Regions from separate parts of the Homo sapiens genome. Here region 1 is linked to region 2. Evidence: chromatin loops called from intact Hi-C (ENCODE). Cell type or tissue: PC-9. All regions are shown on one strand. Links, peaks and the distances in the headings refer to the core of each region. The heading gives the core; the rest is flanking DNA. Region 1 overlaps LOC112268450 (a long non-coding RNA gene). Region 2 holds the start of SPTSSB (serine palmitoyltransferase small subunit B).

Region 1 (10,283 bases), core at 7,784-10,283, 81 kb after region 2:
TTTAGCTTCTTGTGGCATGTTTGCATTATGTACCTACTTATATACATAATGTGACTTATTGAACATTTGTTCAATCTCAGCATTTCCTTTTTTTTTTTTTTTTTTTTTTTGAGACAGAGTTTCACTCTTGTTGCCCAGGCTGGAGTGCAACGGCGTGATCTCGGCTCACAGCAACCTCCGCCTCCTGTGTTCAAGCGATTCTCTTGCCTCAGCCTCCCAAGTAGCTGGGATTACTGGCACACGCCACCATGCCCAGCTAATTTTTTGTATTTTTAGTAGAGACAGGGTTTCACCATGTTGGCCAGGCTAGTGTTGAACTCCTGACCTCAGGTTATTCACTCTCCTAGGCCTCCCAAAGTGCTGGGATTACAGGCGTGAGCTACCACACCTGGCCCAATCTCAGCATTTCTTGAAAGAGCTATCATTTTTTATCACTAACAGTATTAAGATTTCCTACATCTTTCAGGTTAAATATTTTATAAGATTGATATTTAGTTTCATTGTTTGTGTACATATGTCCTTTGTCAAATTGGCTTTGATTCCTGATTCTAGACATTGACCAGATTATTCTTATTACAATTTTATGATTTAAAATTGAATCCAGCTATTCCCTAAGTGCTATGTGAAAAAGAGTCCCTATCATTTTTTATTTAGATAAGCATAATACACTGGAGGTTTAAGTTCAAGAAGACTGAGTATCTAAGCCTCCTAGATGTCTGTTTTTTGTTGATGACTGGAACAATGGAAAGGGTCTGATCTGGTAGGGCAGTTAACCAAAAGGCAATTTAAGTTTTCATTATGATCCCTCATTGGAGTTCTATTATACACATTATACATGCGTATATATTACAGTGTAGTTATACACAAAGCCACGTTTATGTATGTTATGAGTGATATTGAAACCGGCCCAACTGTCCCCACAGAACTTATGTTTATGGTTTCTTTTGAATAAACATAAAAATTGACTCTCTGGTCTTAAAACTTCAGAAAGTTACATTTGTCTTATCTGAGTTCCTTTCACAAGAAACCAACCATAAGTCCTCCCAGATGGTATCAAGGAACTGACACTTACCAGATCAACACAGCCAAACAATGAGAAGCCAGTCCCTTCACTCATCATGACTGCCTAACTGACCACCTGCTGCCTCTTGACCAACTCCTCTTCTTTATGCCTCCTGAGTTCATGTTTTCCTGCATGTAGTTACATTTCTTCCATGTTATATAAACCCCTGATTTTAGTTGGTCAAGGTGATGGATTTGAGATTGATCTCCCATCACCTCGGCTGCAGCACCTGATTAAGCCTTCTTCCCTGGCAATACTCATGGTCTCAATGACTAGCTTTCTGTGCAGTGAGCAGTAGGACCTAGAACAAACCCCTGGCATTTCAGTAACAATACGAGGGATTTTTTTATTTTTTGAGACGGAGTTTCCCTCTTGTTGCCCAGGCTGGAGTGCAGTGGTGTGATCTCAGCTCACCACAACCTCCACCAACAGGGTTCAAGTGATTCTCCTGCCTCTGCCTCCTGAATGGCTGGGATTACAGACATGTACCACCATACCTGGTTAATTTTGTATTTTTAGTAGAGATGGGGTTTCTCCATGTTGGTCAGGCTGGTCTCAAACTCCTGACCTCAGGTGGCCTCCCAAAGTGCCAGGATTACAGGTGTGAGCCACCGCACCCAGCCAATACAAAGAATTTTTAAGTGTAATTCTGTTCTATACAAGTCCTTCAGAAACCAATATAGGAATGCATACAAAGCTAATTCACAGATAAGGCAGCATGTGATGAGTACCAAATGACTGATGAAGACAGAGTACAATGTAGGGTTGAGAGATTTCAGGGGTGAGGTAATTTACTAAGTCAGACAATCAGGAAAGTTTACATATGAATTAGGACTTGAATTAAGGATCTATGATGCAGAGATAAGAGGAAGAAGACATTTCCAGAAATAAAAAAAAAAGGCAAAGTCCTAGAGAGGGTGCCCACAGAGGATGTTTAGGAGACACTAAATGAAACAATGTAGCTGGAACCAAGGGCTGATCTAAAGTAGAGGCTTCATAGAGGACTACATTTAGAATGAAGGGTGGGAAGAACAGTTGGTTATGAGAGAATGTGGAAGGGCTGGAATGAATTGCTCCCTGATACTGACATATACTGTTGGTGGGAGTAGTAAATAATTAAAACTTTCTAAGAGGCAGTTCAGCAATATTTCTCAAACTGCATATACTCTTTGAATTAGTTATTACACTTCTAGAAATTTATTCTAAGGATATAAAGACAGAACATCTCAAAGATGTGTGTAGAAGGATGTTTACTATAGCATTACTTACAACAGGAAAATAAAACTAACTGTCCCATATACCAAATTGGTAATAAATAATAGTAACTCCACATATGGAATCCAATGCAACTGTGAAAGCAAGTTTTTTTTATTAGTAAGAAGATGTAAAGATAATATAAACACGAAGTAAAGAAAACAAGTGACAAAAAATCTTTACACGATATGATTCCAGTTTTAAGTGGTTATATAAAATGGGCAGTGAATACAACAAAATGTTAAGAGTGGTTAATGGCTGAATTCCTTTTTTAATCTCAAGGCAATTAATACTTACCTGAGTGTTCCTTCAGTGCCAATATGATAAACTGGGAAAATGTGTTGGAGGACACTTGTCAATGACTGCCTCTCCCATGGAAAGGACAGGTCTTGTCTCATGGAGGATGGTTCTCTTTTAACAGAGCCTTCCTGAAGCCAATGCCTGAAGTACAAAGCATAGTGAAAGGCCAGTAGCACAGACATTTTGAAGGTTTCACAGATCATACCAAGAAAGAACTGAGGCTTTAGTTAGTGTTTACTATGGTTCTGGGCCTTGTGCTTTTGTTTTGCATAGATGTTCTAATGTAATCCCCCAACTGTCCTATGAGTTAGCTACCAGTGTTATTCTCATTTTACAGATGGAGTATCTGAGGCATAGAGAGGTTAAGTTTCTTTTGAATAAACATAGAAATTGACCTTTCTGGTCTTAAAACTTCAGAAAGTTACATTTGTTTTATCTGAGTTCCTTTTGCAAGAAAGGGTACAGAGCTAAGTGATAAAGCCAGCATCCAAATGCAGACAATGACTCCAGATGACTCCAGAATCCACACTGGCTACTACACTCTGCAAACCCATTTTAATGCAAAAGAGAAAAACAATCCATCCTGTAGACCTCCTCATTTCAGGGCCATCTGTTACTATGTCCTCGGTGGGGAGTTAGGCAGCATACAATCAAATAGAAATGCTCTGGATGGGGCCTGTGGGAGCCATCTGGTGTTGGGACTGGCACTTCCTCACTTTGTAACTTTAGGCAAGTCATAACCCATTCAAGCCTTGACTTTCTCGTGAGTAAAACAGGGAAATAATATCTGAATGGCTGGCCTCCCAGGATGGCTGTGAAGATCAAAGAAGACAAAAACACATAAAGTCCTGTGAAAACTATCAAGTGGCACGCAAGTGGTATAAGGTATAATTAGTCACAATACTAGCATGGAACTCTCAGAATATTAAGATTGGACATCAAATTCTTCCAAGAAGCTCCTCAAGAGTCATTCTCAAGGAGTGTATCATACAATCCCAGAGACAGTTGCTCCAGCTGTGGCCTGACATTAGTGATGTGCCATTAGGGCAAGGCATCGAGTTTGCATCCCTGTGCAACACACCATGTGGTGCCGACTACCACCGACTAATGGACACCAACTGAGGTGGGCTGGATAACAGCACTCATACAACCCAAATTCCCCCCTGGAAAGCCATCTGTAGAACTTACTCTGATATTCTGGAAATAAGGCGTTTCCTAGGTTCACAACGGAGAACTTAGGTGAGTAATGATGGTGCCCACTACATACCATTACATGTTAGGCCCCTCATAAATATCTTCTGTAAGCCTCACAGTGTCCCTGCTATTACCCTACTTTACAGTTTAAAAATGTGAGGCTCAGGGAGGTTTAGAGGCTTTCCCACCAGTTAAGGTACAAAGAGCAAATTAAGGGATGATGACACAGTTTTTTGTTCCTCCATTTTTATTCTGATAAACTTATCCAAACTTTCTGGATTCAGTCCCTCCAAAATAAAGATAATTAATAAATCATACTAATTTCTGGGTTTCTGGTGACATGTTAGATGAGTAAAACTGAAATTGACTTAAAAGATTCTATTAAAATGTAAAACATATATCATTGTTTTGAGATCAATGCACGGCAGCCGGACTCATAAGATCATGTGAATTTAATAGGAAATTGTTTTGTCTAATTTTTTCTCAATTAAGAGGAAGAGGTTTTTTATTTTTAATTAAGAAAACTGAAAGGAATACTTACAACTGTGACACATTCTTAATGTCAATAATACATATAAACAACTCCTGTAATTCTATAAGATTGTTAACACTTAAACAAATTGACTCCAAAAATGAAATTTATATTTCTTTCTTACACAAAGGAAGAAATATAAATTTTTATCAAGTCTGTGTAAGTGCACTAGGTAAGTTCAAAGTAAAACAATGAGATCCCACATTTCACCAAATGAATAAGTAGAGATTTTTAAAATTTTTAATATTTAATGTAGGTGAGTGTAATGATAGACAACCTTTCTGGAAAGTGATTTGCTAATATGCATAAAGACCCTTCAACAATATGCTCTTTGTGGTAAATTCATTATGGCCACAAATTCTTTGACCCATCCCCTGGAAAGAGGTGTGGCCTATTTTAACCACACTCTGGAATTTGGCCTGTGACCACTTTGAGCAATGGAGCATGGTGGAAGGCACTCTGCCAGTTCTGTGCCTAGCCTTTAAGAGAACTAACAGCTTCCACTTCCTCTCTCCTGGAACCCAGTAGAGAAGTCCATCTGGAGGGCACTCAATGCCTCCAGCCACCAACCAGCATCAGTTTGTCAGCTGTATCAGTGAGCTATCTTGGAAGTGGGTCTCCAGCCCCAGTGAAGTCACCTCAGCTAACATTATGTGGAACAGAGACAAATTGTCCCCAAAGAGCCCTTCCCAAATTGCAAAATTGGGAGCAAATAAATTATTAGTGTTGTTTTCAGTCACTAAGTTTTAAGGTGGTTTGTTACACCACAATTAATAAATAAGATTGTCCCAATAATTTTACTCCTAGGAATTCACGCTCAGGTATTAATTAGAAATGCAGACAAAAGCTCACATTCAAAAGCATTTCTTGTGAAGAAGCTTAGGCAAACTTTATTGTCTAAATTAGGAAAATAATTATGTAGATCACAGTACATCCATTATGAAAGCAATTTCAATGTTAGTAATTTGGGAAAATACTTAAGATATACTTTTAAGTGGAAAAAGTCATATAAAGAGCTATGCATATCAAAGGGAAAAAATTAAGTTACAAGTGGTTATTTCTTGGCAATAAGATTATGGGTGATTTTATTCTGATCTTCACATTTTTGTGATAAGTGCATAATCAGAAAAAAAAACTTTAAAAGTGAGAAAAACTATCAACTTGCAAACTATGTCCATAGGTCAAATAAACATTAAAAACATGAAGTTATATTTTAACTATACTTTCAAACTCCTTTTTATAAAAACCATTTTACCAAGGCATTCAGCAGTATCGATGTTGAATTGTTTGCTGTTTCTCATAATTGACATGCTGATATGCAGTTATATTGCAGTTTTAAAAGTCATCAGGAGATAAACCTATTAGCAAAGGGCTTCCATAATCCATAAACTCGATATAAAAATCCTGAATAATTAAGCAGTTCCAATGATGTGGCAAAAAAAGTGAAAAAATTGAAGAAAGGGCTTCAAAAAAATCACACTAACATCATTAAAAACCTATTCTGGCTAGGACCCTTCCCACACACCACGTGCCTCAATCCTCTCAACAGCCTTGTGAGGAAAATGTTCTCCCCATTTTACAGATGTAGAAGCTTCAGACTTGACCAAAGTTTATACAGCCTGCACCTGGGAGTCCACCGCCATACACTCCCTCCACTGTACCCTCTCTCTGCACAAAGGTCAGTGGTTCAACATGTTTATATGGTGAAAAAAAAATTACCAAACACGTGAGCTTTTTGAAAAAACCTTTCTTTTATTCTAACACAATTAAGTAAAATATATTTAATTGGACTTTTCAATCCTCTTTGGCTACATCATTTTCTACTAACAGAACCTGAAGAAGTGCTCACAGGTATTGGGAGGAGGGGGATGAGGTTACAAAGTACAGGTAGTTCCTGATGCAGCTCCCTCCTCACTGTCCTCTCTTCCTTGCATCTCTGTGTGGCCCCATCCTTAGCATTACTGAGGTTTTTAGGAAGTGGAAAGCTGGCTGTGGTTGTTGGATTTATTCACTATTCATATTGGTTTTGTTTTATTTGCAGTAAGCCATATCAAACCAAGATGTGAAGGGTCAGTACCACAGAGAGTCGCCACAGGACATTTGACTGGAGACAATGAAGAGCCAGATCTTAATCAAGTCCAGTGTGTCTTTTCAAAATTAAAGAATGTCAAATAATAAAAATAACAGGCAAGACATTCATAGTGTCTATATGTATCAGCTCTGTGCTATGCATTTTATCTGTGGACATTATCCTACTTAATCCTCCTCCTTCTTAATAGGTAGCTATTATTTTTTATCTTCATTTTACAGATGGAGCTGAGAACTCAGACCCCAGGTGGTCAGGGTATGAACTGTTTGTCTGATCTCAGTCCGTGCTCCTAACCACCATGCTATGTGGCCACATGGGCTGCAGTAGTCAGGGCTGAGGATTCAGAGAATCCTGCTTCTTTCCTCCTCCCCCAGCTCCAGAGGGAACCCTGAATACAAGCAAGAGGAGAAAGGCTGCGGCAGGGAGAGTGAAGAAATGGGAATCCTCATCTTGCAAGGTCAAGCTGGAGGGTGGCTTTTTCCAAAGCCATGGCTACTTTCTTCCCAGTTCCAGGCTACTAAGTACACTGCAGTTTCTTTTAAATTGTGTTTGTATTCATCCATCACTCCCCATTTCTAAAAGGATATAAGGTAGTTATAACTACTTTATAGATTGGGCCATTGCACTTCAGCCTGGGCAAAAGAGTGAGACTCTGTCTCAAAAAACAAGCAAAAAAAATTATGTAACCCTCCTCATTTTTCCCTTAAAAAACCCATGTCTGCCTTTATCTCCTGAATGCACACATAGTTTACCATGGCAGTTATATTCCCATTGCAATGCTCTCTTCCCAAATAAATACCATTTTCTCTTAGAAAGCCTCTCTGTTATTTAGGTTGACAGCTCTAATGTCATTTTCTCAGCAATGCCTTTCCATACAACAATATTCAAAACTGAAATGTTTTTCCTACTTGCTTTCCCAAACAAGCAGCCTACATGCCCTTCCCTGATTTTTCTCCACAGTACTTCTCATGCTCAAATCACCAGTTACTTTCTTTCCTTTGTTTTCTATTTATCTGTCTCCCCTAAACGAGGGCAGGTTTCCGTATTATACACTGCTCTATTCCCAACAGCTAGAACAGAGCATGACAGAATAGATACTCAATAAACGTGTTAAAATAATTAATTAATTGACCAACAAACTCATCACTTTACAATTGCAAGGTCCCCTCAAAACACTTGTAAAGGTAAGTCAGTCAGTCAAAAAATGAGCCAGCCAGTTGTCTGGACTTTTCAATCATGTGGTAATAATTCAGGAAATATTTTGAAAGTCTTACAAAATTATGTGGTGACAAATAAAATTCTATTGAGATTTCAGGTGACATGTACCCTTTTATACTCTTTTTTTTTTGAGATGGAGTTTTACTCTTGTTGCCCAGGCTGGAGTGCAATGGCACAATCTCCGGTACTGCAACCTCCGCCTCCCAGGTTCAAGCGATTCTCCTGCCTTAGCCTCCAAAGTAGCTGGGATTACAGGCATGCGCCACCTCACCAGGCTAATTTTGTATTTTTAGAAGAGACGGGGTTTCACTACGTTGGTTAGGCTGGTCTCGATCCACCCATCTCAGCCTCCTGAAGTGCTGGGATTACAGGCATGAGCCACTGCACACAGCCCCTTTTATACTCTTTAAGCAAGTTTAGAATTAGTGATTATCAGTCACTTATAGCAGGGGCACAGCTTGAAGAAACAGACAAAATGCAGAAGAAGAGGTCAAGCATTACTGGAATTAAATCACCACTGTTAATTCCTAATGCAGTTGGTCCAAATAAATCACAAGTTTTATTATCCAGCTCTCTCCTACTGGCAAAGCAAAGGCAGGGAAGACAGTTATTGATGAGCACATCTTCCTTCATGCCTCAAGAAACTCAAAATTCCATGCCTCCTAACACAAGTGCAAGAATGACATGTGCACAACTGGGGGAGGTGTGTGCTCTGAGGAGAGACACCAGGAGACACAGGGCTCCATCTAGTACCAAGAGATGCATGCCTGCAGTCTCAGTGGTGAGATGTCGTCTTTTTAAACATTTCAATCTCAGTGATGAGAGGTTGTCTTTTCAACCAGTGAAAGGTAATCTAGCAGAACAGAAAACATGCCACAGAAAGGGCATTGCAGGCAGGCAGCGTGAGTCAGACCCCAGGTGGAGCTGGGAAATTTGCCCAGACCCAAAGGCCTATCCACCTGTGCCATCCAAATGTGGCAAAATGCCAACCTTGCATCTGAGGCAACCATTTTTGTCCACCACTCCTTGCCACACAATAGGGTTTGGGGAGCTCTTGGCTTTCCCATACTCAACTATGAGAGCCGGGAATATTTTCATGATAATTGAGATTTCTTCGTACAGTATTCAGAAAGAGAAAGTTGAATTGACTGAGGTCAAGATGGCATTCTTCTGAGCATTCTACTGTTGTCCTTAGCTTTGTTCACATTAATTGTAGCCTGGGCACAGACTTCACTGCGGTTTCTAGCATGGGAGGTGACTATATGACATGTATTGCTGGCTGTGAATGAGCCAGGATCTCTGAACCCTGCCTGTGCCCTGAGGCACACAAGACCTTCCCAAGCCTTTAGCTCACATTGACCCAACCCTCTTCTACAAACACCTGTACTCTAGTACTCTAGTCTTTGATTAAATGTAATCTCATCTTACTCCATTCTTTTTTTAAAAGTGTGATTATTCTTTCACAGCTAGAATATAGGTTCCTTAAGGGGCAAGGACTACATTTTATGATTCTTTGTTTGTGCCCACAGAACTACACACCACTGTCTGACCTAGCCTTGTATTTTTTTTCTTTTAGACAGAGTCTTGCTCTGTCACCCAGGCTGAAGTGCAGTGGCACAGTATTAGCCCACTGCTGCCTTGACCTCCAGTGCTCAAGGAATCCTCCTGCCTCGGCCTTCTGAGTAGCTGGAACTACAGGCGCATGCCATCATGCCCAGCTAATTTTGTAAATTATTTGTGGAGGCCAGGTCTTGCTATGCTTCCCAGGCTGAGCTTGAACTCCTGAGCACAAGCGATTCTCCCACCTCGGCCTTCCAAAGTGCTGGGATTACAGGCACAAGCCACCGTGCCTGACCATAGCCCTGTCTCTTTAAGTAATCCCAGAAATTCAAGAACAGAGAGCTCTGGACATCCCAGTTCTTTTTACCACAAAACTCTTGGATCCACTAACTACCTAACTCTTAATCTCCAGCTTCTCCTACAACAACAAGCTTCATCCTTGTCCAATATCACCTCTAAACTTAGAAATTTGCCCCTCACTATTCATCCCATTGGATCTGAAATGGACTTGGCTTTTTTGGTTTGGCCTCCTGTTGCCCCCTGGCTCTATCCATTCTGGGTACCTACTCCAGGAGATCAAGCCTACACTCACAAGACCCAACCTGTGATTAGCAAGATGCACAAGGCCACCACTGAGATCATCTGTGGTTCCTGTTGGAGAGAACTGAAGAAACTGGGCATGCTACAATCATCATGAGTGCAGTCAGAAGGAGGACATAATTCTGCCAAGCCACCTGCTGCTTCTCCTACCACCAGCAGCAGCAGCCCCTTCCCCTGGATGTTCATTCACCTCTCAGGTAAGCAAGAAGGAATAGTCCGACTTGGCTCACCACCACCTGAAGCAACATTTGATTTATCAGGGAAAGCAAAAATGAATTGAGGAATCAAGACATGAAAGTAGAAAAGACTGAAAGCTCCCTGAAGGCAAGCATTATGTGTGTCTTATTCATAATTGCATCTTCAGGTCATGCCAGTGTCTAACCTGTTAGTAGGTTCTCAATAAATTTGTGGAAATAATTAGAAATAGAATGTCTGTCTTTTATCTCCATCATACTGTTTTTTGAGGGAATTAA
Region 2 (2,500 bases), core at 1-2,500:
GCGAGAAGCCAAAAGATAAGGAATGTGACCAACATAAAGTGATAAAGAAATAAATAACACTAGCAGTGGTTGCTGCTATTTAGACACGGGAGCAGAAGGAAATGATAACTACGTAAAATGGCTAACACGGGCCCAAGCAGGTGCTCTGTTTCTATTGGTTCCCTTCCCTGCCCCCATCTACCTTTAGCTTCCTCTGGGGACATCCTCCCTCCTGCATGGAGACACCACCGCCCAATAACGTGAGCCTCCCTCTTCGTAATAGCCCTGGCAGTGTGGAACCCGCTGAAAGCGCGTTGTGAGGATGAGCAGAGACCTGCCAGCAGCTAAAATTCGCGCTTTAACACAATCAGCCCTGGCCGAGCATGTGCAGTGTCTCCTCCTTCGGCAGTGGGGGCTGATGGGCAGATACTGCCCAAATGCTCATTCATCAAAAGAGGCTTTCGCTCCCGGACTCCCCTGGGCCTCGAGCAGAAAGCGTCTCGGCCACGGAGATACAGAACCGGGAGCCTTCAAGGTCCTCCGCCACTCTCAGCAAGCCCTGCTCTCGATGGAGAGGAGATCGCTGGGTGATGGATGTGGGCTTCCAGGGAAGGTGCTCGCGCTGGTCCCGAGCCCTCCGGGGAAGATATTCGAGCGCGGAGCGTAAGCGCAGGGCACGCCAGCCCCGGGAGCCGCGGGAGCAGGCGCCGCGCGTCTCTGCACCACCGGGCCGCCTCCCAGCCTTCTTTCCCCAGTTTGCCCTCCTGCCGCAGTCCGGGCCGAGATTAATTCTCTGCACTTGTGAGTGGGCACACACAAGTTCTCCGGGCACGATCCTTTCATCTATTTCCCTGGGGGAGTCCACCTTTTTAACGATTAACCTCCTAGCTACCGCGGGCAAGGTGGCAGGATGCGAGTGGGGCGGGGAGGGGCGTTTCACACGTTCAGAGGCACCAAAATTAGCTGCCAGTGCTAAAAGGCTTTGCTTTCTTCGGTTTTTGACAAATAAATGGGGTGGGATGCTTGCTTGGCCGCCCGCTGCCCCAGCCCGAGCCCTGGGCTCACTTAGCAGCCTGATGCCGAGTTTCAGACGCAGTCCTGCTGCGCTTACACCCGGGCTTCTTCGCCCCCTTGCCAAAGTCTGCAGCCCGATGGATGCTGGGCGCGGGCTTTCCCTGAGCGCTTTAACGCAGCTTAGGCTAAAGCCCCAGAGCTCCCACCTTCTACCTCCTGTTTATCCGCCCGCCCCTCTACCACCGCCAAAGGACGTGCCCCTTCAGTAGAGTCGGGGATCCCAGCCCCAGAGCGGGGGAGGGCGCCTCCCTATCCCCTCCTCCCCGTCCCCGCCTCGGCTCGGGGTTTTACTGCAGCAGCCGGAGGTGACAGCGACGCCTCAGCCGCCTCTGTTGCTCTCGGAGCCCCGGCTTCCCCTGCACCGGGAAAGCGCCCCCTCTCGAGAGGCTGGTCCCTGGAGAACTGCGAACGAGCTGCAGAAAACCAGATTTTAAAATGTAGAAGTCGTTGGGCTGCATTCCTCCGAGGACCAGTCTGATCGCCCAGGACTAAGAGTGGCAGCGTATGAGAAGTTGGGACCATAGAGCAAGGGGGGGAGGGGAGTGTTGCAGCAGGCATTCTCTTCTGGAAGGAGTCGCTGGGAGCAGTGCGGTTGGACACAAGTTTGCGTAGGAGTGTTTTCCTTTTGTCAATAATTAATCACCGGAATTAGCCAGGTAGAATTTGAGTTTTAGCAAGAGTCCTGAGGGCGGGGCCGAACACCTAACTCCGGGAGGCTCCCAGGCGCCCGGCGCAGTGGGAAGCTCGCAGCAGCTGGGGAGGAGCCAAAGCCTCGGCGCTCACCTAAGCCGCAGGGAGATACACCCAACTGGGAGGTAAGCATCTTCCAAAATACCTACTTGAACTGTTAAGTAGCTTTAGTAGGATAGAATTCCTGTCTCTATAGGAGGAAAAAATTAATACTGAGCTTTAATGCAATTTATCAGTTTATTATTTAACTGCATTACAATTTTCAGAATTGATGGATTTTTCCATTTACCTTTCACTATGTGGGAAACTAAGATGTTTCACTCAGTAGAAGCCAAACTTTAACACTGAAACTTTCCAAACTAAAAGAAGAGAAAATTTCTTTACTATTTTCACTATTTACCTTCGTGTAGTCCATTAACGACTCAGGAAAATATCATTGGGTTGTGCTTGGTTTCCTTCTTAAATATTCATCTTTACCTAGTTCCGTGCTCCTATACAATCCCTCTCTGCCCATAAGCTACTTAAACTACTGTACTTTAGGCAATAGTACACACAAGTCACCTGCCAAAAAGTGAAGAATTTCCAACAAGGAATACATTTTAACATTCTCTTGTAAGTATTAAGCAGTATGTATTTTCTCAAAGATACTTAAGTCATCCTTTATAAGTAACCAAACTTCTTCACCAAAAGACAGCCAGCTAGAGTTAGCTAAATAGTTAACTTTGCCATGGGGATGAAGAAGGTGGGGAAATGTTTA

What was found. A loop is a pair of places that touch in the nucleus more often than their neighbours do. Peaks named below come from ENCODE experiments on the same cell type or tissue, not always from the same donor. Only the 100,000 strongest peaks of a DNase experiment are listed, where the experiment ranks them.
Region 1: a loop joins it to region 2, with 5 times the contacts of the local background. A loop is called at or near these places in 3 of 110 quality-filtered maps.

The regions. Positions count from the first base shown.
Region 1 is chr3:161,290,033-161,300,315 of GRCh38, reverse strand. It overlaps LOC112268450 (a long non-coding RNA gene), which reads right to left. Exons shown (of 2, transcript XR_002959658.2): 1 at 2,615-10,283. Among named protein-coding and RNA genes, the nearest start is that of NMD3, 74 kb to the right of the region's middle. In PC-9, for the core only: no CTCF peak of the experiment used is centred there; DNase peaks (open chromatin) are centred at 8,605 and 8,925; H3K27ac peaks cover 915 bases.
Region 2 is chr3:161,370,803-161,373,302 of GRCh38, reverse strand. SPTSSB (serine palmitoyltransferase small subunit B) reads left to right here and starts at 1,786. Exons shown (of 3, transcript NM_001040100.2): 1 at 1,786-1,868. RefSeq lists enhancers at 1,204-1,758, 1,759-2,313. In PC-9, for the core only: CTCF peaks have their summits at 1,194 and 1,397; a DNase peak (open chromatin) is centred at 1,582; H3K4me3 peaks cover 2,326 bases.